4 separate regions of the Homo sapiens genome follow, and all the other regions are linked to region 2. Evidence: chromatin contacts called from ENCODE Hi-C or POLR2A ChIA-PET data. All regions are on one chromosome and are shown on one strand. Each heading gives the region's core, a stretch centred on a gene start or an enhancer-like site at or near the end of the contact. The rest is flanking DNA. Distances are from core to core; before and after follow the strand shown.

The links. Hi-C counts contacts between places; a loop is a spot of excess contacts on that map. ChIA-PET counts read pairs that join two places held with the same protein, here RNA polymerase II (POLR2A). Pooled maps may share reads with other maps.
Region 1: a pooled map shows a loop between it and region 2 (2.9-fold over the local background). The contact joins the promoter of LINC01381 here to the promoter of ATAD2B in region 2. A Hi-C loop is called at or near these places in 2 of 37 single-sample maps with no recorded cell type and 6 of 50 pooled maps. POLR2A ChIA-PET finds 5 or more read pairs at or near these places in 1 of 52 experiments (H1).
Region 3: POLR2A ChIA-PET joins it to region 2 with 12 read pairs in activated T-cell. The contact joins the enhancer-like site here to the promoter of ATAD2B in region 2. POLR2A ChIA-PET finds 5 or more read pairs at or near these places in 2 of 52 experiments (activated CD8-positive, alpha-beta T cell and activated T-cell).
Region 4: a pooled map shows a loop between it and region 2 (6-fold over the local background). The contact joins the enhancer-like site here to the promoter of ATAD2B in region 2. A Hi-C loop is called at or near these places in 5 of 50 pooled maps.

The regions. Positions count from the first base shown.
Region 1 is chr2:25,201,042-25,208,547 of GRCh38, reverse strand. LINC01381 (long intergenic non-protein coding RNA 1381) reads right to left here and starts at 4,235. Exons shown (of 2, transcript NR_132378.1): 1 at 3,999-4,235. RefSeq lists a silencer at 3,898-4,237.
Region 2 is chr2:23,921,161-23,928,528 of GRCh38, reverse strand. ATAD2B (ATPase family AAA domain containing 2B) reads left to right here and starts at 1,406. Exons shown (of 28, transcript NM_017552.4): 1 at 1,406-1,974. The coding sequence starts at 1,759. It also overlaps a transcript of UBXN2A not described here. RefSeq lists enhancers at 880-969, 556-1,472, 2,230-2,279, 1,473-2,391, 2,490-2,739 and silencers at 1,140-1,469, 1,670-1,749.
Region 3 is chr2:25,320,787-25,328,182 of GRCh38, reverse strand. All of the region lies in intron 1 of DNMT3A (DNA methyltransferase 3 alpha), which reads left to right. Among named protein-coding and RNA genes, the nearest start is that of MIR1301, 4.2 kb to the left of the region's middle. RefSeq lists an enhancer at 5,264-6,091. Within about 2 kb of position 4,907, at least 3 of the 41 ENCODE cell types and tissues checked have a DNase peak (open chromatin) inside an H3K27ac peak, as active enhancers do.
Region 4 is chr2:25,361,158-25,368,573 of GRCh38, reverse strand. No RefSeq gene overlaps it. Among named protein-coding and RNA genes, the nearest start is that of DNMT3A, 23 kb to the right of the region's middle. RefSeq lists enhancers at 5,832-5,881, 5,932-6,031, 6,302-6,381. Within about 2 kb of position 5,718, at least 29 of the 41 ENCODE cell types and tissues checked have a DNase peak (open chromatin) inside an H3K27ac peak, as active enhancers do.

The DNA of each region.
Region 1 (7,506 bases), core at 2,986-5,485, 1.3 Mb before region 2:
CAAGCCCGGCTAATTTTTTGTATTTTTTTTTAGTGGAGACGGGGTTTCACCATGTTAGCCAGGATGGTCTCGATCTCCTGACCTCGTGATCCACCCGCCTCGGCCTCCCAAAGTGCTGGGATTACAGGCGTGAGCCACCGAGCCCCAGACTATTTATTTATTTTTTTGGAGACAAGTTCCCGCTCTGTTGCTCAGGCTGATGTGCAGTGGTGCAATCACGGCTCACTGCAGCCTCCATCTCCCAGGCTCCTCCCCCATCAGACTCCCAATAGCTGAGACTACAGAAGTGAGCCACTATGCTCGGCCCATCTCCCTCTTATATAGACACCAGTTCTATTGGATTACGGCCCACCCCAGTGACCTCATCTTAACCTGATTACATCTGCAAAGACCCTATTTCCAAATAAGGTCACATTCACAGCTACAGGACTTCAATCTATATCTTAGGGATTTACAGTTGAGCCCGGTTATAAGTGTCCACACTGGGTATGGTGGTGTGTATGTATAGTCCAGCTATGTAGGAGGCCAAGGCTGGAGGATCGCTTGAATCCAGGAGTTTGAGACCAGCCTGGGCAACATAGTGAGACCCCCATCTCAAAAAGAAGAAAAAGACTAAAATGTCCGTAAATAAAATGTAGTGGGAATACAGCCATGCTCATTCTATGGATCGTTGTGACAGAGACTATACACAAAGCTTAATATATTTACTATCTAGGCCTTTACAGAAAAAGTGTACCATTCCCTGCCTTAAAGGATGGGGTGGGAGTTCACAGGACAGAGAAGGCCAAGGGCGTCTTAGGCTGAGAGGACAGCAAAGCCAACCACAGCAAAGGTCAGCAGTACAGCTGGTGGACGGTGGTCCTGGAGCTCTGGAAAACAAGGCATCTCAAGAGTTCGAGTTAAAATAGAAAGCATCTTGAGTTGAACACCTTCAGGATCATGGCTTCAGCTTTTCTCCCTGGTGGAGAGGACAGTGTGGGAACTGGAACCCTTTCACACAAGCAGCCCAGGACGTATCTGGAAGGAGAAGAGGCCTGGGAGGAGCCCAGGATGTCTGTGGAGTGACCTCAGCTGGTCCACTGGAGGGAAACCCAAGTCAGGCTGACTGTTTTTCTCTGGGAGAGCCAAGGGAACCCCAGGGGCACTGCGTTATTTGCTCCTTTCCTGTCTGATTGCATTTTCCTCTGGCTGCCCCAGGGAACCTGTTTCTGAGCCTGATGGTCCACTTCCAAAGACCAGGCCTCTTGCAGCGGGAAATGTTTGGGAAGCCCCTTGTGACGTCTCCTCCCTGCCTGGTGGAGAGACTTCCCTTTTTGGTAGTAGCTGGTCTGTGAGTGGTGAGACCACAAAAGATCAAGGGACCCCCCGGAGGGTTCACTTTTTCAGTGTGTTTGTCAGCTGACTGTGCTCAGGGAGGGCCTGGAGGATGTTACCTGAGTTTGGCAAAAAGGACCTCATAGTAACCTTGCTAGGTAGATACGGCAGGGGAAATTATCCCCGCTTGACTGTTGAGAAACTGCAGTTCAAAGAATGTTCGTTGATTTGCTCAAGACGGTATGGCTAGTCCTGGCAAGGCTAGGCGGCATCTCTGCCTTCTGCCATCCTGGCCCACCATTCTCTCCTTTCTTTCACCTGCCTTTTCTAGCTCAACTTATCCCCTCTTTTTATTTATTATTTTTTGAGACGGAGTCCCGCTCTGTTGCCCACGCTGGAGTGCAATGGCGCGATCTTGGCTCACTGCAACCTCTGCCTCCCAGGTTCAAGCGATTATCCTGCTTCCGCCTCCTGAGTAGCTGGAATTACAGGCACGCGCCACCATGTCCAGAGAATTTTTGTATATTTTTAGTAGAGATGGGGTTTCACCATGTTGGTCAGGCTGGTCTCAAATTCCTGTCTCGGCCTCCCAGAGTGTTGGGATTATAGGCCTGAGCCACCGCACCTGGCCTTCCCCTCTTTTAATTGATAAGATGACATAGCAGCATTAAAGATAAATATTTAAACTAAAATCTCTCGGCTGGGCACAGTGGCTCACGCCTGTAATCCCAGCACTTTAGGAGGCCGAGGCAGGTGGATCACGAGGTCAGGAGATCGAGACCATCCTGGCTAACACGGTGCAACCCTATTGCTACTAAAAAAAATTAAAAAAAATAGCCGGGCGTGGTGGCGGGTGCCTGTAGTCCCAGCTACTTGGGAGGCTGAGGCAGGAGAATGGCGTGAACCCGGGAGGCGGAGCTTGCAGTAAGCCGAGATTGTGCCACTGCACTCCAGCCTGGGCGACAGAGCGAGACTGTGTCTCAAAAAAAAAAAAAAAAGAAAGAAAAGAAAAGAAAATCTTTCAAATACCACCATTTATATAACACATTTCTACATATGCACACGTGTGCTTTAAAAAACAGCTCTAGGCCGGGAGTGGTGGCTCACGCCTGTAATCCCAATACTTTGGGAGGCCGAGGTGGGTAGATCACCTGAGGTCAGGAGTTTGAGACCAGCCTGGCCAACATGGTGAAACCCTGTCTCTACTAAAAATACAAAATTAGCCAGGTGTGGTGGCACACGCCTATAATCCCAGCTACTTAGGAGGCTGAGGCAGGAGAATTGCTTGAACCCGGGAGGTGGGGGTTGCAGTGAGCCGAGAGCGCACCATTGCACTCCAGCCTGGGCAACAAGAGTGAAACTCTGTCTCAAAAGAAAAAAAGAAAAAGAAAAAAAAACCCAGCTCTAGTAAAATTGTAATTTACAATTGTGATAACACTGTATAGAACAAAACACACAAGTATAAGTAACATTTGGGAAATCTGCATTAGATCAGCAGGTTACATCCCTGTCAATATGCTGGTTGTGATATTGTACTATAGTTCTGCAAGATGTTACCATTGGGGAAAACTGGGTAGAGGTGGGATCTCTGTATCATTTCTTTTTTTTTTTTTTTTTCTTGAGACGGAGTCTCACTCTGTCACCAGGCTGGAGTGCCGCGGCCCGATCTTGGCTCACTGTAACTTCTGCCTCCCGGGTTCAAGCGATTCTCCTGCCTCAGCCTCTCGAGTAGCTGGGACTACAGGCACATGCCACATGCCCGGCTAATTGTTGTATTTTTAGTAAAGACGGAGTTTCACCATGTTGGCCAGGATGGTCTCAATCTCTTGACCTCATGATCTGCCCGCCTCGGCCTCTCAAAGTGTTGGGATTACAGGCGTGAGCCACCGCGCCCGGCCTATATTTTCTTATAACTGCATGTGAATCTGCAAGTATCTATATAACATTTTCGATTAAAAGAAAAAGCAATTCTGAAGGAGTTGAGATCCATGAGAATTTACCATTTCATGTTAAACCATTTTTCATTAAGATTACATTATAAACATTTCCCCGTGTTTCTACAGACCTTGCAATAATCACTTACTGGCTACACGGCATTCCATCTAGTGGGTGTAAAACCGTTCCCTTAACCATTCTCCCTTGCTAGGTGGCGAGGTTGTTTTCAATTTTTAGCTCACACTAATAATGCCATAATGAACATGATTATGCCTAGGGCACGGTTATTCCTTTGAATTATTTCATTAGGATACATTCCCAGGGAGTGGGGTGCCTGGGCATAAGGTTCTGGACCTTTATGACTGTATTAGGTATTATTAATTTAATATTATATCCTTATTATTGCCCTTTCTAAGGTACAGATCGGCTTTTCCCCAAGTGAGCAAAAGTTCTCTGGCGCGCCTTTCAGCATTCAGATTTGTGGGGGAAAACCTAGGGGCCCCCCACTTGTTTCCGCCTGCACAGTGTCAGGCCAGAGATTTGAGTGGCAGAATGACAGAGGCAGCAGAGTGCAGCTAGAGGAGCTGTCACGGGCGTCACCCTCCCACGGGGCCCGGGCGGGCGTCCGGGGACCTCCTGGGACTCGGTGGCGCCGGCTACCTTCTCCCCAGAGCAGCAGAGGCCGTGAGGGGCCCTGCGGGGCCATGAGGGCGCGCGGCTTTCTTGAAAACAGAGCAGCCTCTGCTCACCCTGCAGGCGCTCTGGAGCTGCAGGAGGCCATTTCTAGAAGGCACCGGATTCGGCCTAATGCGGTGGCGAGGCCGCTGCGTCCCTCGGAGCCCGGTGGGGAGGCCCTGGGTGCCGCGCCCCAAGGCTCGCGGGCGATTGCCGCCCGTGAGGCGCCGCCGGGGAAGTCCGGAGCCCTGGCGTCCCCAAAGCCGTCCGCGGCTCTGCGTCCCAGTCCCGGGCGAGCGCCGCGCAGAGGCCCGAGGACCCCACGCCTGGGTGGGGAAGGCGCGGCCTCGCCATCTTGCTGGGCCACGGGCGCTCGGCGCAGGCGTGCGCGCTTGTGCAGTGTTCACCTCTTTTGGGATTTTATTCTCGTTTCATTTAATTTAACTCATTTAAAAAATTTTTTTTATTTTACTTTTTCTTTCATTTTAGTTTTGTTTTAAATTTTATTAATTTCATTAAATTTAAATTTTGTTAATTTAATTTTAATTTTAGGTGGTTTTTTTTTTCAGTTTGGATTGCCAGGTTAAATGTAGGAGGTCCAGTTAAATTCAAATTTCAGATAAGCAACAGATACATTTTTAGTATACATCTATCCTGTTTAGGATGTCCTATTTAGTATCAGAATGTCTCCAACGTTTTGTCCTGGTTTTTTGTTTGTTTGTTTGTTTGTTTTTTGCGACAAGGACTTGCTTTGTTGCCCAGGCTGGGGTGCAGTGGCACAATCATAGTTCACTGCAGCCTCCAACTCCTGGACTCAAGAGATCTTCCTGCCTCAGCCTCCAGAATAGATGTACACCACTACACTCAGCTAATGTTTGTATTTTTTGTAGAGCTGGGGGGCGTCTCGCTATTTTGCCCAAGCTGGTCTCGAACTCCTGGGCTCAAGTGATTCTCCTGCCTTGGTCTCCCAAAGTGCTGGGATTCCAGGCATGAGCCACCACTCCTGGCCTGGCCTGTATTTTTATTTGCTAAATCTGGCAACTCAATTTGTGGTAGAACCCCTTCTTTGGAGGACATCTGACTCAGAACCCTAATACCTACCCAATGACAGCGAGTGGTCTGTGTGAACTGGGGCCAGGACTAGGGGGTGCAGGAATGTGAGTGTCACCCAGTGTCTCCCAGACTGGCCTGAGGAACCCCCTGAGCAGAACCGAACCACTGAACCTCTCTTACAGGGGCTGAACTCCCCGAGGGCAAGACAGCAACAGCCGCACCAGGTAGACTCTGTACATTGGATTATTCCAGCCATGGCTGGCTCCTGTCCTCTCAAAAGTCCCTCACGGGCCGGGCACAGTGGCTCACGCCTGTACTTCCAGCACTTTGAGAGGCCTCACTTGAGGCCAGGAGTTCAAGACCAGCCTGCCCAACATGGCAAAACCCTGGCTAATACAAAAAATTAGCCAGGCATGGTGGCACACACCTGTAATCCCACCTACTTGGAGAGGCTGAGGCACAAGAATAGCTTGAACCTGGGAGGTGGAGGTTGCAGTGAACCAAGATCGTGCCACTGCACTCCAGCCTGGGCAACAGAGCGAGACTCTGTCTCAAAAAAAAAAAAAAAAAAAAAAAAATCCCTCAGGCCCATATCCTGTGAGCAACAAGCTCTGAAGGAGGGGCCCAGGTCTGCCACTATGGGATGTGGGCAAGTCACTGGCCTCAGTTTCTCCATCTGTGAAATGGGGCTGTTGTTTGGGCTGCTGGAGATAATCTATGTGAAAGTGCCTGGTGAACCTGGACACCCAGAGACTCTAAAGCATGCTTTTTACTGAGGCATAATTCACAAACAGTGACATTCCCCAATTTTAAGTATTGAACTCAGTGCATTTTGACTGATGTTTACAGTTGTGTGACCACCACAATTGCATATATATACATATACAAACATATATGTTGAAGAGTTGAAGGCCATAGCCCTTCTTTGAGGAATTCCGGGTCTGGTGGAGAAGCAGACCACGTGTACTTGACCACCACACACCTGTGTGAGCAGCAGCTCAGGAAGGAACACGGGGGCCAGCGAGGTATGCGGCCACTCTTCCGGCTGTAACGCCCTAGATAGAGCATTTAGTCTGGCCGCCTCTAACGCAGCCACATCAAGCCTTCAGTCCCACCCTTGCTGGGTCTGGAATACCCGGGCAAAGCCACATCCTCTTTCCTCTTTTATCTGGCAGAGGCTCATTCCTCTCCATGTTTCAAGGCCCAACTCAGATGCTACCTCCTCTGAGAAGCCACACCGATTTTCCTGGTGATTCTGGGACAGATTTGTGGCTCCTGCTCATTGGGCTTGGGACCTGCAGGTGGTGAGGGCTAGAGGGAGGCAGAATCTTAAAAAGGGGGTCCCCAGTGGGAAGGGCCGTGGGGTGGGCTAGGGGAGCATCATGTCCTGTAACAGGAGATGTGAATGGCAGGGCGGGATGTGGAGGTTCAGGGCGGGATGTGGAGGTTCAGGGCCAGCCCAGGAGGCTGGGGGCCAGGTCTCAGGGTACAGGCAGGGGTCCGAGCAGCCTTCCTTCTGGGCCTGTCTGCCCAGCCAGGAGAATCTGTTGGTGCTCCCCACTGGAGAGGGACCAGGGCAGGGGGAGAGTGAAGGTGTGCACAGCGGGTGGTGAGCCTGACGGGAAGGGGCCCCGCCCACAGATCTTCCCAATGTCACATGAACCAAGGAGTTATAGTTAGAAGGCACCCATTCAAGTCCTTATTCAGCAAGTGCCACGCAGGCTCCTGACTGTGCTAGCCCTGTGCCCAGGAGGGTGGGTAGTGGTGGTTGGTGGGCAGAGGCCCAAACCCCTCTGTCATCTCTGAGGCTTCCCCAGACTCTGGCTCTGTGCCTTGCCCTGCGTTAGCCCCATGGGAGCCTTGATTCTGAGACTGAGGTCTTATGGGATGTCATTTGTCATGGGGCAGAAAGGTGGGATGGGAGAGTGGCAGTGGGAACAGAGAATAGTTCTGTTCTCGCTATCCCTCCTGTCAGTTTTGCTTTTTAAGTAAATCTGGAATCCATTTGTTTCTTTTCAGCTAAGAGTGCCACTGTTCCAGCCACATCATTTCGTACCTGGATGGCCACAGATCTCTCCACAACTCACTTAGGCCCCTGTGGTCAGTTCAGGCCACTGCAGTCTGTATGATCTGAAAGCAGTAGCAGCAGCAGTGGCGGCGACTTTTGATACTATTACAAAAAGTAGGTGGGGTGTGGTGGCTCAGGTCTGTAATCCCAGCACTTTGGGAGGCCAAGGAAGGAGGATCCCTTGAGCCCAGGAGCCTGAGACCAGCCTGGGCAACATCGCGAGACCTTATCTCTACTGAAAAAACAAACAAACAAAAACAATTAGCCAGGTGTGGTGGCAAGGGCCTGTAGTCCCAGCTACCCAGGAGGCTGAGGTGGGAGGATTGCTTGAGCCTGGGAGATACAGGCTGCAGTGAGCTATAATTGCACCACGGTACTCCAGCCCGGGCAACAGAGTAAGACCCTGTCTCAAAAAGCAAGCAAACAAACAATGATTAAAAAAAATATAAAATAAAAAACCT
Region 2 (7,368 bases), core at 157-2,656:
CTTGGCTTACTGCAATCTCTGCCTCCCGGGTTCAAGCGATTCTCCTGCCTCAGCCTCTCAAGTAGCTGGGATTACAGGCATGCACCACGACACCTGGCTAATTTTTTGTATTTTTAGTAGAGAGGGGGTTTCACCATGTTGGCCAGGTTGGTCTCGAACTCCTGACCTCAAGTGATCCGCCCGCCTTGGCCTCCCAAAGTGCTGGGATTACAGGCGTAAGCCCGGCCTGTACTGTGAATTTTTGAAATGAACCTAATTCCTACTTTACAGCAGAGCTTTTCTTTCTTTCTTTTTCTTTCTTTCTTTCCTTTCTTTCTTCCTTTCTCTCTCTCTTTCTTCTTTTTTTTTTTTCTGAGACAGGGTCTGGCTCTGTCATCCAGGCTGGAGTGCAGTGGCGTGATTTCGGCTCACTGCAACCTCCATCTTCTGGGTTCAAGTGGTTCTCATGCCTCAGCTTCCCGAGCAGCTGGGATTACAGGTGCCCACCACAACACCCATCGATTTTTTGTATTTTTAGTGGAGACAGGGTTTCACCATGTTGGTAAGGCTGATCTAGAACTCTTGACCTCAGGTGATCCACCCACCCCGGCCTCCCAAAGTACTGGGATTACAGGCTTGAGCCACCGCACCCGGCCTACAGCAGAGCTTTTCATATGAATTGTGTGGCTTAATTTTTTTTTCTTTGGAAGTTAAATTGCAAATGCTTTATCTGTGGGTTCAGCTTTTTGTATTCTTAATTCTTCAGCGGGCCGGGGGCAGGGGGCGGCGATAGAGGCGGCTCTTACAGGGTACTCATTCTTTGGCTCCGCCTTAGATCTGGCTAAGGGGATAGAAAACGACCCTGCCTCGCTTTGTTTAAAAACGCAGAGTTCTAGCATGGTGTTTCCCCCCCCCCTTCTCTTCTTAAGCTTACCAAGTTCCAGATACCGCCCAGATGAATTTTTTTTTTATCACAGCTGTCATTCTCATTTCTACAGGCATGAAAAGTGCGACTCAAGTTCAGTGTCTTGCCTCGGGTAGCTTGGGGATTCCCAGTCAGCTCCTCGCGCCTTCGTCGCCGCTCCCCTTCCACCCCGCGCCTTCGCCGGCCGTCCCCTGCTCCATCCAGGCCACGGGGGTGACGGTGGGGTCTGGGGCATTCAGGCCTGGCTGGGCATGAGGGCTTCAGGCCCAATTCCACGCCCGAACTCGTCCTGATTAGTCTGGCTTTTCTGGTCGCCCCAGCCCTGCGGTCGGGGAGAGCTGGAAACCACCGAGCTGACAGCCTAGAGCGTCGCTCCCCGGCCGCCGAGCGCTGACGCCGCGCCGGGGGCGGGGCAGCTGGAGGCGGCAGGGAGAGGAGCGAGCAGCCGGGAAGGGCTGGCCGGCTTCGCAGCGCCCCGCCGTGGCTGCGGCCGGAAGCGGTCTCGTTGGCCCTGCGGCGCTGGAGCCTTGACGCACGGAGCTCGAGAGCGAGAACGGGAGAGAAAGGGGTAGAAATGGCGGCTCCGCTCGGCTCCCGCTGAGGAGGGCGAAGCCGGCGGAGTGTCTGTGCTGCCGGTCTGCAGCACCGCCCCCGCTTCCCGCACGCCGCCTGCTCACGCCGACTTCCCTTCCTCTGCCCGGCTCTCTCTTGTGCTCGTCTGCGCTCCGCACGCTCCGGGCCGGCTCGTCTCTCATTGCCCGGCTCGGCTCCGCTGGCCCTGACTGACCGGCCGGCGGGCCGGCCTTGCTCGGCTCTCCCGGGCGCGGCGTGGACTCCGTCCCCCTGGCTGGACCATGGTGAACACCCGGAAGAGCTCTCTCCGCCTTCTCGGGTCCAAGTCTCCTGGTCCCGGGCCTGGGCCTGGGGCCGGAGCAGAGCCTGGGGCGACCGGAGGCAGCAGCCATTTCATCTCCTCTCGGACCCGCTCCTCCAAGACCCGCGCCGCCAGCTGCCCCGCCGCCAAAGCCGGGGGAAGCGGTGGCGCCGGCGTCACTCTGGATGAGGCCAGGGTAAGAGCGCGGCGTCCCGAGTCCGGAGGCTCGGAAGTGCCGGCCCTGCTGCCGGGGCTTTGTCTGGCCGGGTTGGGGGTAGGAAGCCTACAGTGGAGACCGCTCGGGCGGCTGGAGACAGGGTCTGCGGGCGCGGTGGAGGGTGGCACCCAGAGAAGGGCCGCGACGCTGGCCCCTTTGCTTTTCAAGCTGGCCCGGCTCTTTTGTGTGAAGAACAGCCCTTGAGTCCAGGGGAGAGGGCTTTGGGGGTCCCTTTCGGCGTCATTCGAACGATCTGCTGTCCGTGTCCTTGTCCTGCCCCAGAGGGGAATTCTAGCGGGGAAGCAAGAGCGAAGGGCCAGAGCCCCTGGGTGGAAGGGTTGGAGAAGTGAAAGTTTTCTGCGGTGTCAAACCCTTCTTGAAAGTGTGTCAGTTCCTGCCGCTGTCTAACTCCAGCTTACTCTCAGTTTGGGGGTGGTTCAAGTTGGTGAGGAAGTGAACAGAGAGCTCCAGTTGGCAGCCAGGCAGGGATGCTGAAAAAAGTTTGTAGCTGCTCTGACACCAACTTTAAAAACAAAATCAACGCTATCGCCTCTCCAGGCAGGAGAGATCAAACATGATATTATAGCTGGGGAACCAGCCAGCTAGCTCACCAAGGTGCTAGTAGGAACCAGAGCTTTCAGGTCACAGAAGGAGCACGTCGAAAGAAACAAGTGGAATGTTTCGGATAGTCAGCACCATCATGCCAAAACTGTGTGGTTTCTTGGGTGTCTACATTTTTGTTATGGGACTATATTACAAAAGGTGAATGAACACCATAGTCATGCAGTTGCAAAAATGACATTTAAAGACGCTGGTGATTGAATTAAAAAACTGATTGAAAGATCTTGAAATTTTATTACCTACATTATAAAGCTAAGCACAGATATTTATTGTTTTAAAGGAATTGACACGTTTGTTTTACTATGAGATTGTTTCTGAATTCAGAGAAGAGTGTATTGCTTCTGTCTAAAAGAGGTTGACTTGCTAAGTAATTTGGCTGGAAAAAGCTGTTCATTTAAAATGCTCCTTTAATTCCACACCATTTTGTGGTTCTTATTGGGGGAAAGCAATATTTTATGTTCTAGGGGTCTACAAGATCGCGGTTTGTGTGTGCTTTTCTTTGTGTCTTACACTGTTTTGACACTAACAGAATGGATCTAGGCAGAGACAGGAATATTTTACCATACTACTCTGAAATATTTTTATTATATCTTTGAAAATCGTTTTGGCTTTTCTTTGATAAAATTTTGGGCATTATAACGTCCTATTTAATAGACTATTTTGGGGGCTTACAGCTCTCTTAGGTTGAAATAAGGTTAAATCTGAAAGTTGTGCAAACTGTTGAGAATAAGTACTTTGAAGACGAGGCTTTCGGTGGAAACTATTCCAAACATGTTCAAGCTTCTTGACCTACTGAGGCTATCACATATTTTAAAATAAAACTCAATTTAAGAAAAGATCTTTTCTGTACATTTAAGGACAAAGAAAATATTTAGGGTGTAAGCATTTAATCGTATCATGCTATGTGAATGCCTAGTCTGTTAGAGCAGTGTCTAACTCATCTGAAGCAATTAGCTCATCTTCACTCATCAGTTTGTGGTCCCATTTTTGAATTCATGGATATCATGCTGTCCTCACCCCCCGAGGAATAAGGTGAGGTAATTTGTCAAGCAGCTGTTATAGAGATGTTAAAAGGCTAGGAATCAATAATCTAATGAGGAAATGAACATTTGGTAGCTTTTAAATTGCTAAAAGAATGAAAGATATGAGAGCTCTTTGTAGAAGGGTACTAATGAAACTTTGTTTCAAAGATCCTTTTAAAATGTTTTAAAGCACCATAAATAACAGGGTACTAAAGATTTACTTTGAAATATTTGTTTTTCAGTCTTAAGAAGATTTATGTTCGGCTCTAGGAGATGATGTAGTCATCTAATTGCTTTCTCTGAAAGGTTTTTTTAGAGACGTAACTACTCTTACATAGTGATTGGACCTTTAGAAGAGGATAAATTATAATTCTGAATTTATTAAGTTTATGGACTATATATTTATGAAGCAGGTTGTATATTTCTGGTTAGCTCTTCTCCAGTTTTGTAGGAATTTAGCACTCCTGGTTCACCCTTTCTGGAGTACTTAAAGACACCCTCTATGTCTGTGGGGTCTGTAATAAGCATTTGCCAGTGTCTGTAAAGTCTCATTTGGTGCAAAATGGGGTTGCCCGTGTTGTTGCTTTCGCAGACCCTTATTTTTGTAGAAAGAAATGTATTCCTGTTTGTAACATAATATTCCTGTTTGTAATTGAGGAGTTTCTCCTTTTTCTGCTTTTGTGCCATGTTTGTTTGTTTGTTTTTTTTTGAGACGGAGTCTCGCTGTAGCCCAGGCTGGAGTGCAGTGGCGCGATCTCGGCTCACTGCAGGCTCCGCCCCCCGGGGTTCACGCCATTCTCCTGCCTCAGCCTCCCGAGTAGCTGGGACTACAGGCGCCCGCCACCACGCCCGGCTAATTTTTTTGTATTTTTATTAGAGACGGGGTTTCACGGTGTTAGCCAGGATGGTGTCGATCTCCTGACCTCGTCATCAGCCCGCCTCGGCCTCCCAAAGTGCTGGGATTACAGGCGTGAGCCACCGCGCCCAGCCTGTGCCATGTTCTTAACTAACTACACTTGATGCCTATTTTTCCCCCTTTTCCCTGTTTTTAGATTATTTCATTCACTGTGTCCAGAGACATTTTATTTGCTTTAAAAAGTCATAGCGCTATGAGCTTTTCTTAAAGTTTTGTCTTTTTCCCAAGTAGTATATGCATAGGATGGGGGAAAATATGCATTCTGCCGATTATTGGAATTATTTTCTTTTTCTTTTTTTCGGTATGAAAAGCCTTTTTTTTTTTTGACATGTAAAAGGTGGTACTTAGTGTATATAACTCTGTGAGTTTGGAGATAAGTATATATTTGTGAAAACACCACCGCATCAACACCATAGACATGTCCGTCATTCCTAAAGTTTCCCTGTCCCTTTTATTATGAATGTATTATTAGTATTATTTTTGTGGTAAGAACACTTGATATAAAATCTACCCTCTTAGAAAATTTTAAGTATGCAATACAGTATTCTTAGATGTAGGCACTATGCTATATAGATCTCCAGAACTTATCTGGCATAAGTGAAACTTGATTGTCCCCCCACAAGACCCTGGCAATCACCCTTCTACTCTCTGCTTCTGTGAATTTGCTAGTTTAGATTCCACTAAACTAGCAGATAAGTGAGATCATTCAGTATTTGTCTTTCTGGGACTGACATATTATTTAGTGTAACATCCTCTAGGTGCATCTGTGTTGTTGTAAATGGCAGGATTTCCTTCTTAGGCTTAATAGTATTCCACTGGGCATGCACACATGTACACCACGTTTTCTACATTCATCTCTTTTTGGACATTTAGATTGTTTCCATGTCTTAGCTATTAATAATGCTACTGCGAACATGGAAGTGCAGATGTCCGTCGAAATCCTAATTTCAATTCCTTTGGATAAATACCCAGAAGTTGGGATTGCTGGATCATATGGTAGTTCTATTTTTAATTTTTTGAGGAACGTTCATACTGTTTTCCATAGTGGCTGCACCATTTTGCATTTCTACTGACATGTACCAGGATTCCCTTTTTTCTACATCTCCCCAATATTTGTTGTCTCTTGTCTTTTTGACAAGAGCCATTTTGACAGGTGTGAGGTGATATCTCATTGTGGTTTTGATTTGCATTTCCCTGATGATTAGTAATGTTGAGCACCTTTTTATATACCTGACAGGTGTCTGTTTAGTTAGGACCCTTTTTTTTTTTTTTTGAGACAGAGTCTTACTCTGATGCCCAGGCTGGAGTGGTTCACTGCAGCCTTAAAATCCTGCTTTGCCCATTAAAAAATGTTTTCTTCCTTTGGAGTTGTAGGAGTACCCTATGTATTTTGGAAATTAACTGCTTATCAGATATATGGTTTGCAGATTTTTCTCTTAATCTGTAGATTGCCTTTGTGCCCTCACTTTTAAATTTTCTTATTTTTTTTTCCTCTCTTATCATTACCCACAATGCCCACACTTTTAAAATATCAGGTTGTTTTTTAGTGCTATGCAGTTAGATGTGATTACTCCTGTATACTGTGGCTTTTGTTTTGCTCCAAGCTTTCATAAAGCTTGACCCCTTTTAGATCAGTTAATCTGGCCCTCAGTCATTAGCGTTTATTTGCTCCACCTAGGTGTCACTCCTAGTAAACAATCTAATACTGTATTCACAAAACTGTACAGCAATCTTTGAAAATTATTTCAACTCTTTTTTTCTACTTCTCCTAATTGTTAGGTCTGTTTGCTGGTATTTCTGGCTTTTTCACTAGCTTTTTAGGCTTTTTGAGATAGTCATTGACTCTGAGTCCCCATCTTGTGAGATCAAAATAAATATTTTGAGTAACTTTAGAAGTAAAATGCTGTATTACTTTATTTTTATTTTAATTAAAAAAATCCCTAGGTCCTTCTTTAGTATACTTTTATCACCTTGTGCTTTTCCTTTTCTAACACTCATGCGTTTGCCAACATAACAAAGCAGAGTGGTCGAAATTGAGGGTTAAAGAGGTAAAAGAAGTCTGAGAGGGAAATCTCATAATGTGTGTAACTCTCAGATGAGCAGGGGAAAATATAAGTTCATCAGAACAGAGCAAGTTTTTCCTTATACTGTATCAGATTTACATGGAGTACAATATAGGTACTCCTATAGTACAATATAGGTACAATATATTGTAACGTGACAATGTTCCCTGCCACAATTTCGAACCAAAGCAGTAGTGGAGTTCATAGGATTGTCTCTGGTAGCCAAGTGAAAATGCAGCTTAAATTCAGTTACAGGCTATTTCTGTAGTCCAGATATACACGCATTCTGTTGTTTAGGTCATGGATGAAACTTATAAAGCCTGTGGAAGTGAATACATACTAATTCCTTAAATCATTTTCCCTGTCAAGGAGTCTTTTAAACCATCCTTTGGTAGATGTTTTATTGTATGTCTCCTAAATACCTAATTATAGGTAAACTCATAACTTCTGGAATCCAGCTGGACAAGTGGTAGAATTACTACTGTTATGAGAACTGAGAAGCCCAACCAGTGTTTGCACCTGAATGTTGAGTGATCCTGTCTGTTCAAGGATCTAAGTGCCATATTACTTTGAATTATGTGTTTGGCATTTCTTTCAGGACATACACAATGAAGTTTCATTTGTGTGCATTATCCGTTTCATTTGTGTGCATAATCAACTTGAGTGGATTTCTTTGGGTTGTTTTTTTTTTTTTTTTTTTTTTTTTGAGATGGAGTCTTACTCTGTAGCTCAGGCTGGAGTATAGTGGTAC
Region 3 (7,396 bases), core at 3,658-6,157, 1.4 Mb before region 2:
ATACAGTTCACCCATATAAGTGTACAGTTCGATGGTTTTAGTACATTCACAATCAACTTTTTAAAATTGTCATGAGGTGTCATAGGTTTTCATAGAGGGAGCCATGTGTGGGCAATCCTTGCTGATAGGGTGGGGTGGGAGGTAGAGATGCCAGAGGCAGGTGGACCCGCTCCAGGGCATCTACCAGGTTATTGTGCCACAGACACAAGAGGTACAAAGGGCCTGGAGGGAATAGGGGGACGAGAGAAGCCCAAGGACCAGGTACCTGCTGGATGTGAGGACCCAGGGGAAAGGTGGGACCTGAGTTTTCTCCAGGGTTTGGGACTTAGGCAGCTGAAGGGAGGGGAATGTTACTTCCACATAGAGGGAAAAACCAGAAAATAGAGCCGGCTCTGAAAGAAGCATGTTCTGGAAGAGTAGGATTTTAGGGACTGCAAGTCATCCAGTTGGGATGAAAATAAATAGAGCTGGAGCCCCTGGCAGTAGGAGGCGTATGTTAACTTATGCCCAGGTGTCTTAGAGGAAGAGCATTTAGAGAGAAGCTGAAGGTAGAACATGACCTTTGAGGAGCACCCACCGTGCAGAAGTGGGATCAAGACTCCCGGACAGCCCCAGAGACAAAGCTGCAGAATCTGAGGCTGGAGACCCAGAAGCAAGGAGCCAGATGGAGTCATGGCTGGGAGAGAACACACAGAAGGCAGTTGCTGGTGAGCTCCAGAAGCAGGGGTCTCCTTTCACTCCAGGGCCCGGCTCCACAATGGCACTCAAGAAATGGCTGTTGAGTGAGTGCTTGAAGCAGGGAGTGATTAGCTGGCCAGGATGTTGAATTGAGCTCAAGGGCCATGAGGATGGAAAAAAGCCCTTTGGGGCCGCGGGTGACTGTATCAGTCAGGGTCCATTCAGAAGACAGAAACCACATGGTGATTGGAACAAGGAAAGTTTCACATAACGAATTATTAACTCTAATTGGATTGGAATAATGAGGAATTGGCTAGTAAGAAGTAAAAATAACTCCAAAGAATACAAAAATAATAGATATGAGAACAGCCCCTACCTCTAGGGTTGCCACAGAGTGCCCAAGGAAGAGGCCCCGCAGGGTTGAGATCCACACCTTGATGGAGAGGGTGTGGCGATGGCTCCCTGGATGGCAACGTCTCTGTAATGCCATGTTGGCAGAACTTGCTGGAAATCCACCCTCTGGAATTTACTGGAAATCCATCTTTTTGGGTCCCAAGGAAAGTTGTTTGTGGGAGGTATCTTGCTGGAAGCACACCGCTGCTACGTTTTCCCAGGGGAGTGCTGGGAGAAGCTCCTGGCTGTTGGGTACTCCTGACTGACGTGTTGCTGGAGCCAGGTGCTGGAGAAGCTGTCTGCATTGCAACAGCCTGGCACTCCTGCAGGAGCTGGGCACTGGAAAGCTGCATGCTGGAGAAGCTGCAGCAGCACAGGAGCTGGGTGCTGGGAAGCTTCATATCTGGCAAGACCCTGATGCTGGGAAGCGCCCATGCAGCAAGATCTGGCTGCTAGAGAAGTTGTATACAATGCAGGAACCCAACAAGAGCACACTGGGTCTAGAAAGGAAACCCACCTCCTCCTTCAATGCCTCTTCAGTGCCCTCCACAGTTGTGCCAGCTGACAAAGGAAAAGTAGTTAAAGGGCCCAGCTCCATCTTCACAGCACAGGCAATGATGGGCGAATAAACTGATAACTGGCACAGTTTACCCCTTTGGCTGCACAGCTTCCATTTGCACCTTTCTACAACATCTGAACTCCCATACAAAAACAAACAACTGGATGTCTACCTATCAAGATAGTTATCCTTCTTATGAAATTCTCACCCTTTTGCCCAGAGAGCCCCAACCATCATTCTACCAATCCCTGGCTACAATAACTTCTCAAAGTCAGTCACAGTCTCACTGAATATTCTGTTACCTAAAGACTACATTATAAAGCTAACTGTCAACAACTTGTATAGAAAAGAATGGGAAGGAGAAAAAAAGAAGAAAATGGTTACCATATTGCAAACACACCACACACACACACACACACACACACACACACACACACACACACATATATATCAAGTTAATAGAAAATGTGCAAAACCACTAGAGGCCTGGTTTCTGCATTTGTTCACAAGGCTACACTTTACACTTGCTACCTGGCTTCATTGTCTTCTTATCCCATTCTGTGTTTCCTCCACACTCAGCCAGAGCCTTAGCAGGTCATGCTTCTTTTACTTGGTGGAGTAACCCAAACCCTCATTCCCAAAGGACCTGAATCCTTAGTTATCCCGCTTTTGTTGTTGTTACCATAACTTTCCATTCAGCCTTCCTTTGGGCATGGACGTTCTTAAGAGGTGCCTGAGAGAATTCGCTGGGTTCCAGACACAGTCTTGCTTGGCTCTGTGGCTGATCAGCAATCCAGTTTTCTCCTTGGTAACTAGGATCAATCACTCCAGACAGTGGCATAACTCCTTTTTTCCACTGTCAGTTCAGTGGCGTAAGGAGTTCGAGAAAGCCAAGTGGGTGTGTGTGTCTTCTCTCCCAGGGAAAGCATTATAATATGTCCCTGGTGGGAGCACTCTCCCCCGAGGACGAGGTCAGCATCCCCAGAAGGTTTTAGAGTTGTGGGGTGGGGAAACAGGGCCACGCGCAGGGGACTAAGTGATAGAGGCTCTGGAGCTGGCAGCTGTGGACCATGCTGTAGAGAAGGTTGGAAAAGTAGAGAAACATGCAGATGACCGTGGGCCGCTTCCGCTGTGGATGATAAAATCAGACCCATGCTGGTCACTGCCAGACCCCATCCAGGACCATGTGTCTGATTCTCACATGGACTCTGTGCCACCCTGTGCCCCTGACTCCCAGGCCGTGGGAAGCCCATCTGACCCACAGCACGTGTGACCCCTAGACAGGGCTTCTCCTGGCTTGCAGCACTTGGAAATCGGTGCTGCCTTACGGAAGTCTGTGTTGGCTCATTTTGGCTCCTGAGAACAACTTCAGCTCCTTAACAGCATCTATTTTAGGTATAAATCCCCCCCCCGCTCACTTTTGGGGCTGTGTCATGGCAACCATTAGTGTGAGCAAAGCAGTCTGACTCAGACTCCCATGTGGCCGCCGTAGTGGCAGCAGGTTTGGTGTGATCATAAGTGCTCCTGCTGGTGGTGCCAGTGCTGGTGGTGCCAGTGCTGGTGGTGCCATGGCCTCGAGAGTGGTGTGAGAGCCACAAGCCGTCTTATTGTGACTCTAGAGCCAGATAAATCAGCTTTGCAGAGGGCAGGACTGCTGGCCTGTCACCAGTGGCTTTTGGTATTCTATGGACAGCTGGTAGTTTGGGTGCAAGTAATGTTTCTGAAAGTCAGGGCAATGGAATGGTGATGGCCATCTCACTGGAAAATGGCACCAAGACCCCCCTCCCTCTCCCTCCTCCTTATCCATCCCCAGTCTTATGACCAAGAGAGGTTGTGACAGGAGGGGGAAGAGTTGACAGATAGACATCTCCGTCTAGGAGGTCTCCTCCACTTTCTCCTGGCCCCTAGCTGACCCCTACCCTAGCAGATGATTGGGCAGGGGGTGGGGGTGGGGCACAAGATACTCTGCTGCCTTCTGTCACCCACATTTGCACCTCCTCCTAAGCTCAAATAGGAAATTTAGCCATGGGACTGTTATCTGTGGGCCAGGGTCACCCCAGAGGCACAAACATCGATCATGGCGCTGGCTCTGAGATGTGTGTTTAGCATGCTCATTCATGACCAAGAACTGCCACATTTGCGAAGGGTTCTGAGTTACACGGACCTGGATTTATAATCCTGCCCTGGGGCTTTCTAGCTGTGCTACCCTAGAGAGGTATTAAACCTCTTTAAGCCTCCATGTCTTCTATAAAATGGGGATAACAATAGGACCTGCTTCATAGGATTGTTTTGAGGATTGAGGATAGTGCATGTTCCTTAGCACAGTGCTTGGCACATGGTAGGTGCTCAGGAAATAGCTGCATGAATGAATGAGTGAATGACCACTGCATTGGGCAGGGCATTGAATACTGTGATTAGCATGCTCCAGTGCCCTCCTTCCCCGCTCCCACTGCAGACAAGCCTGACCAGGAGAGAGAGACTGACTGGAAACTTTGTTTTCTGGCCAGTCCGTGCCCAAAGTTAATATAGATCTGCAGCAGTCACATGCTGATTGTGAGAGAGGGAGTGGAGAGCTGTGAGCTTCTGAGTGGGGTGGACCTGGACTGTGCCTGGCTCCACCCCTTACCCACTGTGTGACCTTGGGCAGTTTTATTAATCTCTCCATACCTCATTATTCTCATCTGGAAAATGGGGATAAAAATAGTACCCACTTCAAAGGGTTGGGGTGAGGTGTGAGGATTAATGAGATGTTGACATTGTAAAGCTCTGCTCACGGGGCCTGGCATGTCGGAGGAGCTTAAGTACAAGCTCCTGCCTGAGCGAAGGCCACTTAGAGGAACTCCAGGGATTTCAAGAAAGGAGAGAAATCTGCGGGCTGGTTGAATCTGAGAGTAATCATCGTTAAGATTTATTGAGTACTTTCTCTGTGCCAGGCGCTCTTGGAAGCATTTTTAGGGCATTCCATTTTAATTTTCACAGCAGCGCTGTGAGGTGGAAAGTTCTTTCTCCCACTCGACAGCTGAGAAAACTGAGGCACAGTTTCGCCTCAGGCCACACAGCTGGTAAGAAATAAGGCCAGTGTTGGAAACCCCGCAGTTGGCCTCCCAGGGAGCCCTGGAGGGGACTGAGATTAGCCCTTAGGTCAGGAGGGTGTCAACCACAAGTCATAGACTCATACCAAAGTAGTGAAAGCTCACAGTCCCCGGAAGTTCAGAGACGTCCCTGCCTCCAGGAACAGCAAGACCAGGGGCCCAGACAGTGACTACAACGCTTTATCCCTCTGTCTTCATCTCTGAGCTCTTCGTTCTCAGGCAGGCTCACCCACATGGCGGGAAGACAGCAGCTGGCAGCCCCTGACTCACATCGACCATGTTAGCATCCTTCCATCGCATCGATAAAAAGGTTCCAGGGAGGCCTCTGATTGGCTCTGCCTGGTCACGTGCTCACCACTTGCCTGGGGTGAGGGTTGAGGTCAGCACAGGCACAACGAAAACCTTTTGACAAGCGTTTCCCACCGGGAAGGAGGGGAAGGCATCTAGGTAGAGCAGAACAACCAGAGTCCACTAGAGGAAAAGGAGAATGCAAGCAGAGGGAGGGAGAAGGACCTGCTACAGAAATGGTCAGATATTTTTCAGCCATTCAGACAGAGAACTTGAGACGGAGAAGAAGGGGCCCTTAGGGTGAGAATATTGGGATCGTGTTTGGTGGAGTGAGGATTTAGGTTTGTGGGCCGTGACAGTTTTGGTTTTGGAAGAGGATAATTATGTGCAAGCCCTTGTTGAGGAGAGACTGTGGGGTGGCAGGGGGGCCAGCAGTCCTCAATCTGAAGATGGAGAGGAGGCTTGGGTGGTCATCTCGGGGGTGCTGATGAGGCTGGGGTTGGTGAGGAAGTGGGGGCGGCAGTGGGGACAGTGTGGTGCAGGGGAGCAGTCCTGAGGCTTCAGGAGATGGTGGAGATGTAGCTCTTTGGTCTGAGAAGGGGCTGAGTGAGCGGGGGTTGGGGTTACGGATGCAGGCAGCACTGACTTGCGCTGCCCATGGGCTGGACGCAGCGGGAATGATGTGTTTGGAGGATTAAACATTTCGTGAGGGTGGGGGGTGGAGAGGGAGGTACCAGTGTTGTAGCTGGTGATGGAACTCTGTGTGGGTGTGAGGAGCTGATGATGGTTATTCTGTGGGACGTGATGATTTCATAGAACAACAGAGGTGGAAAGGCCTCAGCTACACTCTTATTTATAGAGAAGGAAATGGAGGCCAAACGCAACCGATGGCTGCAGTTGGGACGTAAGCCCTTTCTCCCATCCCCACTCTCTCTGTTTAAAAATTCATTTTTATTTACTCACAGTAGTACATGCATATAATTTAAGAAGTCGAATAGTACTAAAACCTCCTAACAAAATGCAGTGATTCCTTGCCTACTCCTACCCTTATCCTCTTCTCAGAGGCAACCGCTTTCGATTCTCTTGGCTGTTTCTTCCAGCAATTTTCATCTCATATTTCTGAGTAAAGTGCATATTTTTGATTCATCTATTTAGACATTTTCCATTGATTTCCTATTTAGTAGATCCTCTTACATGTCCAACCTTTCTGCTCTTCAGCCATCCTCCTTAAATATTGACAGTACTCTTCTTATATTTTTTCAAAAAATTGTTTGTTGTTGATTGTTTTGAGACAGGATCTCGATCTTTGCCCAGGCTGGAGTGTGGTGGCACAATCACAGCTCCCTGCAGCCTCGACCTCCTGGGCTCGAGCGATCCTCCCACATCAGCCTCTCGAGTAGCTGGGACTACAGGCATGTGCCACCACACTCGGCTAATTTTGTAAATTTTTGTAGAGACAGGATCTCCCTGTGTCATCAGACTGGTCCCAAGTGATCCTCCTGTCTTGGCCTCTCAGAGTGCTGGGATTACAGGCATGAGCCATTGTGTCCAGCCTCAAAAATGTTTTGTGCATTTGGTAGCCAGAATAATGGCCCCCCTAAGATGGCCAGGTCCTAATCCCCTGGACCTGTGAATATGTCACCTTACATGGCAAAAGGGACTTTGCAGATGTGATTAAATTAATGACCTAGAGATGAGGGGATTATCCTGGATTATCTGGGTGGGCCCAGTGTAATCAGAAGGGTCATTAGAAGTGAAAGATGGAAGCAGAAGAGTAGTCAGAGCAGGAGATGTTGATGAGGCAGAGAGTACTGTGATGGGAAAAAGACTGGCCATCGCTGGCTTTGGAGTTGGAAGGGGACCACGTGGCAAGGAATGAGGGCAGCCTCTAGATGTTGAAAATGTCAAGGAAATGGATTCTCCTTAGAGTTTCCAGAAAAGAATGCAGCCCTGCCAACATCTTGAGTTTAGCCTAGTAAGGAGAATCTTTTTTTTTTTTTACTACTGACTTGCAGAATTGCAAGATAATTTTTTTTTTTGAGACGGAGTTTCGCTTTTGTTGCCCAGGGTGGAGTACAATGGTGCCATCTCCGCTCACCGCAACCTCCGCCTCCCAGGTTCAAGTGATTCTCCTGCCTCAGCCTTCCCGAGTAGCTGGGATTACAGGAATGCACCATCATGCCTGGCTAATTTTTGTATTTTTAGTAGAGACGGAGTTTCTCCATGTTGGTCAGGCTGGTCTTGAACTTCCGACCTCAGGTGATCCACCCTCCTCGGCCTCCCAAAGTGCTGGGATTACAGGTGTGAGCCACCGCGCCCGGCCGATAATGTGTTGTTTTAAGGCATTAATTTTGTGGTACATACAAAAGTAATTTGTGTGTACATA
Region 4 (7,416 bases), core at 4,469-6,968, 1.4 Mb before region 2:
GGAGTTCGAGACCAGCCTGGCCAACATGGTGAAACTCCGCCTCTACTAAAAAATACAAACATTAGCCAGGCGTGGTGGCGGGCGCCTGTAATCCTAGCTACTTGGGAGGCTGAGGCAGGGAGAATTGCTTGAACCTGGGAAGTGGAGGTTGCAGTAAGCCAAGATCGTGCCACTGCATTCCAACCTGGATGGCAGTAAGCCAAGATCGTGCCACTGCATTCCAACCTGGATGACAGAATAAGACTCTGTCTTAAAAAAAAAAAAAAAAATTACAAGGGCAAAGCAAGATGCGAGGGCCTCTCCAGTCCCAGCCCCACAGCTCCCCTGGGGTGAGAAGGAGGGAGCTTTGATTTCAGTGTCCTCAAAGAAGGAGGCAAAGAAATGACAGCATAGCCCCGTGTCCTGGCCTCGGCATGGCTAAGACTGCTCCTGCCCGCCTCCTGCCCACCTCGGGCCCAGGACTAGGCCAGTTGAGGAGGAAGCATCACTTCACCTGCTGCCGCCTGTCTCCTTGGCCTGGTCCACCACAGCCGCCGGCCTGGTAGGTGCCCGTCCCTAAAGAAAGTCAGCTGCGGAGGCTAGAAGGGTGATACCTCTCAGCCCTGCACCAGGCTGAAATCCCCGCTCCCTGCCAAGTGCAGGGGTCCCCACGCTGACGCTGGCACTTGCTCCTGCCCCGTTTCATTTGCCAGCTTTGCTCTCTGGGAAGGGGCGCTCTGAGGGGAACCCTACCCGAGGGGCCAGGCCAGGATGGTTTGGACTAAGAGGTGGACGTTTTGGGTCTAAATTGGAGGGCAGAACAGAGGGTGGCCCAAAGTCTTATTTTGTTCAGCCCAGGAGGCGTTTTTAAGACAATTTAATGGGTTGCAAATGGTGAAATATCAGAAGATTTAACAGAAAAACCCAGATTTACAGTATCTCTGGAAAAGTTAGACTACCTGGCTCTACTGGTCCCACAATTCCCCCATGGCAACATGTCTGCTGAGACCCTCAGGCTCCCCCCACCGCCTGTAATCGCTGGCCATGCCTGTGTCAGGCAGCTGCTCCAGGGCGGCCATGGAACTGGCACTTTCCCAGCTCTGTGTGGGCATCGTTACATCCTCTGAAGCCCTGGCCAGAGAATGCCTTCCTGGGCCATTCTCAGGCAGCAGGCGACCTCCCTCTGACTCTAGAGAAGAATTAAGAACTGAGACAACTGGCTGGGCGTGATGGCTCGTGCCTGTAATCCTAGCACTTTGAGAGGCTGAGGCGGGTGGATCACCTGAGGTCAGGAGTTCGAGACCAGCCTGGCCAACATGGCAAAACCCCATCTCTACTAAAAATACAAAAATTAGCCAGGTGAGGTGGCGGGTGCCCGTAATCCCAGCTACTCAGGAGGCTGAGGCAGGAGAATCACTTGAACCCAGGAGGCAGAGGTTGCGGTGAGCCGGGATCGTGCCATTGCACTCTAGCCTGGGCTACAGAGCGAGACGCCATCTCAAAAAAAGAAAAGACAACTGAATTTCTGGGGAGCACAGATTTGTGGGAAAATGTCCACACTTACAATTATTCCATCCCCTTTTACCTTGTGGCTTCTGTGCAAAGCCACAGTTTTAGGACAGAAGATGCAGAGAGGGACCTCACTGCCGAGTCAGAGACGGTCCCCTAGGCCCCGGCCAGCTGCTTCCAATGTCTGCTGTCACTGCCTCTGCTCCCATCATTCAAGGCCGGGGGAACTCCAGTGGCAAAAGCCCCACACCCCCAATCTACATGTGGGTTACATTATTTTGTTCACCACTGGTCAGTGCAAAATTTGCATAGGTAATTCTCAAGTGCTGGTATTCCTGGCAGATGTGACACTGGGCCACCCCATAGTGATGGTGGGCCTGCCAATGACTGTCCAGGATGGCCTGGGGCTATAAGTAGGAAAGGAGAAGTTTTAGAGAAACAAGGAACTGAGGCAGAGTAGAGAGAAGCCCCTTCAACATAGGCAGAGTTGTGAAGTTAGTACCCACCCCGCCCAGTCACACGGGGCCTTGAACCCAAGAGTTGTTTTTTTTTTGTTTTTGTTTTTGTTTTTTGAGACAGCATCTTGCTCTGTCACCCAGGCTCAAGTGCAATGGCGTGATCATGGCTCACTGCAGCCTTGACTTCCCGGACTCAAGCAATCTTCCCATCTCAGCCTCCCAAGTATTAATAGCTGGGACTGTAAGCAAATGCCGCCATGCCTGGCTAGCTTTTTTTTCTTTTCTTTTCTTTTTTTTGTTTAAGATGGAGTCCAAAATCAGGACGCTAACAGCTGGATTTTTTTGAGATCCAGCCCAGGCTGGAGTGCAGTGGCATGATCTTGGCTCACTGCAACCTCTGCCTCCTGGGTTTTAACGATTCTTCTGCCTCAGCCTCCCGAGTAGCTGGGACTACAGGTGTGCGTCACCATGCCCAGCTAATTTTTGTATTTTTAGTAGAGATGGGGTTTCACCATATTGGCCAGGCCGGTCTCGAACTCCTGACCTCGTGGTCTACCTGCCTCGGCCTCCCAAAGTGCTAGGATTACAGGCCTGAGCGACTGCACCCAGCCTTTTTTTTTTTCTTTTTTTCTTTTTTTCTTTTTTTAAATAGAGACAGGGTTTTGCCATATTGCCCAGGCTGAGCTCAAGCAAGGGGCTTGTCTCAAACTCTTGGGCCCACCTTGGCCTCCCAAAGTGCTGGGATTACAGTTGAGCCTCCGCACCTGGCTCCTCTGAGCTTTTTAACATGCTCTTCTTGTCTTCCTGAACCAACTATAAGGTCCCTAAAGTCAGGGATAGTGATATACACCTTCGAGTCCCTCAAAATGTGCGAATACTATGTTCTCCAAGATCCCTGGTAACTAAAATGAGTGCTTGTGGACAAATACCTAACACGCAAATGATTTACTAAATATATAGAGAGATAATGCAGGTAATTAAATTTCTGCCTGTTAACCAACACACATGAAATGCTAGGATAGTGTCTGAACAAAGTTTACAAATAATAGTACTATTTTATTGCTTTAAAAAAATCCACCTGTCTTCCTGAATGACGCACCACCCACCCCACCCCAGCCCAAAGCTAAAGCATCCTGGACAAGTTCTTATGCAAAGGAGCAGGCCTGTCTCAGGCCTCTAGAAGAGTCGGCTCCTGCCTGGAGGCACTTCCTGGCTAGGTGGGAGACAGTCCAATCACCATGGCCCACAGGAAGCAATAGCTCACTCTGTGCCAGTTACCGCTGAGGGTATTCCTGCTCGGGAACACCCAAATGAGGTATAAACTTTCCCCCAGACACTTGAAACTTGAAAACTTCCCACCAACCTGAAACACGGGAGCAGGAGCTAGAAGACAGGGTGCTGGCACACGGTGGGTGCCAGTTCCCACCAGCCTGAAACATGGGAGAAGGAGCTAAAAGACAGTGCTGGCACACAATGGGTGCCAATTCTGAATGGCAAATGACTAATGTATTGTGACCCGGAGGGTGTGCTGGCCTGGAAATGAAGCTTATGTTAGAACCTAACGATTGTGCAGACTGGCCCTGGAATGGGGAAAAGACTGCTTTTTAGTGTGGTTAATGAATACGTGTTTTAAGGCGATGCCGAGGGTGTCCATCTGTAGAGAAAACTTGGAGAGGCTAACGAGGATGGGAAAGCTTGCACAGTCACTAAGAGGGGATCTGAGGTGTGGGTCCAGGACCCATGATTGTCTGGTGTGCCCGCTGCCCACCCAGCTGCCTGGGAAAGACTGGGCGCCTGTGTCCCAGCCTCTGGTTATTGTCTGAGGGCTCCCAACCCCGCTCCAACTCCCACGTCCTGCTTGTCTCTTGCTCAGCTCTGTCTGTGCTCCACCCTCAGCTCACCTGCCCATTGACGTGACCTGCCCAGCTCCCAGGAGCATTTATATGTGTGACTCCTGCCCTCTGCTCCAACCTTGGTCCCTAAGTCATCCAGTCCTGCTGGGGTGCCTCCAGCTGCCCCGGGCTTCCTCCATGATCTCCCTAGACCTGGTCTAAATCTGTCACCTCTTGCCTCAATTTGCCCTTTTGAATCTTCTCCCTTTCCTTTTTCTGCGAGTCTGCACCCTGCTGGCCCCTTGCTAAGTCTCCTCCTTCTGTCCCTGTCTTTGCTCCCAAGGGTCCTCACCAGCGAGGGTTCTGCCTTCTTCTCTGGAGTTGTCTCATCCTCCCTGTTTCTTGGAGGCCTGTCTGGGGCCCTGCTTCTCAGGGAGGTACCTGAGGGTTCCTGGGATCCCTGGGGACCATGCCTTCCTGGACAGCTATAGGGTTCAATGGAAAAGCATGGGTTCTGGAGGGCAGGCACACCTTCATTTGAATCCTGACGCTGCTCCTTTCTAGAGTGACCTCAGGTCACTGCCTTATTCTCTGCATCTATAAAATGAAGATAATTCCAACCTATTTAGTTGTTCTAAGGATTATATTAAAATGTGTAAGAGACCTGGAGCAGGGCTGAGCACATAGCAAATGAGTAATAATGGTTGCTTTCCTTTCTTCCTCTGACACTAGTGTCTGCACCATCCACTGGGCACTGTGGGTCAAGCCACACTGAGCCGCACTGGCCAGACCCTACCTGGACTCATAGGCGAGAGGCTACAGTGATGGGGACAAGGGAACCTGGTACTGCCAGGGCCCAAGCCCCACGCCCGGTGCCAGGTGGCTGAGGATCTCCCCAGGCCTGGCACGGGTGCTCAGGCTTGGGGCGCTGATTTGTCTCCCCTGCCCAGACATGTAAAGGGCCACTTAAGGAGGTCGAGGGGTGGAGTCCAGGGCCCTGAGCCAAATCTCTGCCCAGGCTGTAGCCCTCAAGTCATGGGAAAATCTGCTTCTGGGGTGGAGGCTGGTCTTGGAATGGCAGGTAAGGAGCAGGACAGGATGGGGAGGACCACCTCGCAGACCTCACTCTCACCACCAGGTATACACACACTTGTGACTTGCTTGCCCCCTCAGTGGGTGAGCAGTTTCTTCAAGCCCTTGAAACGCCAAGGTCTTGTCACAGTTTTCTCCCGGGGCAAAGGGGCTACTTTCCCCTACACTAAAGAGAGCCCTCTCCGAACAATTTATTCTTTGCCAGAGATACTGGGCTCTGTGCAGGCTCCTAGAGGGAGCTTTCTCTACCGATCAAGAAGCATCTGCTTCCCTTATTCACTTAGCAAAAATTTCTTCTTTTTTTTTTTTTTTTTTTTTTTTTTTTTTTTTTTTTTTTTGCGGCGGAGTCTCACTCTGTCTCCCAGGCTGGAGTACAGTAGTATGATCGGCTCACCACAACCTCTGCCTCCCAGATTCAAGCCATTCTCCTGCCTCAGCCTCCCGAGTAGCTGGGATTACAGGCGCCTGCCACCATGCCCGGCTAATTTTTATATTTTGAGTAGAGACGGGGTTTCAGCATGTTGGCCAGGCTGGTCTTGAACTCCTGACCTCGTGATCCACCCGCCTCAGCCTCCCAAAGTGCTAAAATTACAGTCGTGAGCCACCGCGCCTGGCCCCAGAGATGGCTTTCTGTCCTGAGCAAGAAGGAAATATTCTGGAAGTTATACTTTCCAATGCTTTCCTCCCCACCAACCGGACAAAAGGCCAGGGGCCCACTCCAGCTGCCCTAGGGAATCCCCCAACATCTCACCTCTCCTTAGCTCCTCTGGGCTTCTGCAGTGACATCAGTGTGACTTCAGCACTGCGCTTTTTGAGCTAGCGGCTCTGCTCCGCTGCCCTCGGGCCCCACTTCCTCTAAATTCCCCGTTCCTCTCCCCGTGGCTCCACTTCTTCTTCGGGGCCGTGGCAGCGTTCTTCAATGTTCCCCGTGCACAGCCTGGATCCTGGCTGCCGCCTGTCCTACCTGTCCACGAGCTCCCCCTCTTTTTTTCCTCACTCTTGACTCAGAGAAACCCCACCCAATGCCTGCCAGATAGCGGAAGCTTAACAATCAGTTGTTAGATGTGCAAATAAAATACAGCCACAGATCGTTATATTGGTAACACAAACACAACATTCAGAGACCAAGAAAATGAAAAAGGGAGGTCTAGAAGGTCCTCACCTTCGTTCTTTTGTAAATAACGATGTCTTTATTATCAACAGGTCCCACCAAGGATTTTCCTGGTGTGTAAATTTATGAGGTGTCTTATAAAGGAATGACAAATGGAAAACACAGTTCATTATACACTTAACAAATTGCCTTTATTAAAAAAACAAAAACCAGGAAATCAGGATTGTCCTTGAGGAGTGAACACACCCAGGGGCCATGCCCCAAATGTTCTTTCTGTGTCAAGTGAGCCAACCCCGTCCCCTCTGTCCCATTCCCACACACACGTTTCCTCTTGCGCAGCTCAGGCACCGGGACTGGGTCCCCTCCCTAGCCCTGCCGGGAAGGAGAAAAGAAAGCGAGACTGAGCCCAGCCAATCAACAGTCAGCATTTCTGAAGCTCCTCCCCAAATACAAATATGCGCTCCGCCCCCGCTAGCGCCACCTGGAGGGTGAAGAGCGAAATGCGGCGACTGCACTGGGTCCTCGGCCTGGCGGAGCCGCCCACTTCGCTGGTTTTTGCAGCCGATGGAGACCCGGACTCCGCTCCGAAACCTGCTGACCGCGGTGGGGTTATTCGGAGCGGAGCCGCCGAGGGGCTGTCGAGCGCTTTTGAATCTGTTTACTTGAAATGACTTTCCCCACAACTTTCCCTGATTTCTATTCCCACTTGACCAAAAGAATGAGTTTGATGTGGAAAAGTGGCCAGAAAAGTGGCAATAGTGGTGTTAGGTGCTCAATGGCATCTCTTTGGGCTCAGCCTCCATTAAGCAAAGTAGATGCCTGGGGTGGGGAGGTGGCACCCTTTTTCCGGATCCCCAGTCAGTGGGGCAGGGGCTTCGGACACTGTCCCCACAGCTGGACTAGTGGCCCAGAGATCCTAGAAGGGACCCAGCCTTCCCGCGCTGCACCCAGACCTCCGGGGTGTGACCGCCAAGCTGTCCTGGCTCCCCTGCTCAGTGGCCTGATGGGGGTCTCAGTCCCGCACTCCCTCGTGGGGTCGGGGCACTAAAACAATCATTTTTTCAGGCCATGCTCCTTGATCCTAATTTAAAAGGCGGCCTGGCCGGACGCGGTGGCTCATATCTGTAGCTCCAGCACAGAGTTGGAGGCCAAGGCAGGCGGATCACCTGAGATAAGGAGTTTGAGGCCAGCCTGGCCAACATGGTGAGACCCCCGTCTCTACTAAAAATACAAAAATCACCCGGGTGTGGTGGCACGTGCCCGTAGTCCCAGCTACTTGGCAGGCTGAGGCAAGAGAATCGCTTGAACCCGGGAGGCGGAGGTTGCAGTAAGCCAAGATCATGCCACTGCACTCCAGCCTAGGCGACAGAGTGGGACTCTGTCTCAAAAAAAAAAAAAAATTAGCTGGGTATGATGGTGCAGTCTGTAATCCCAG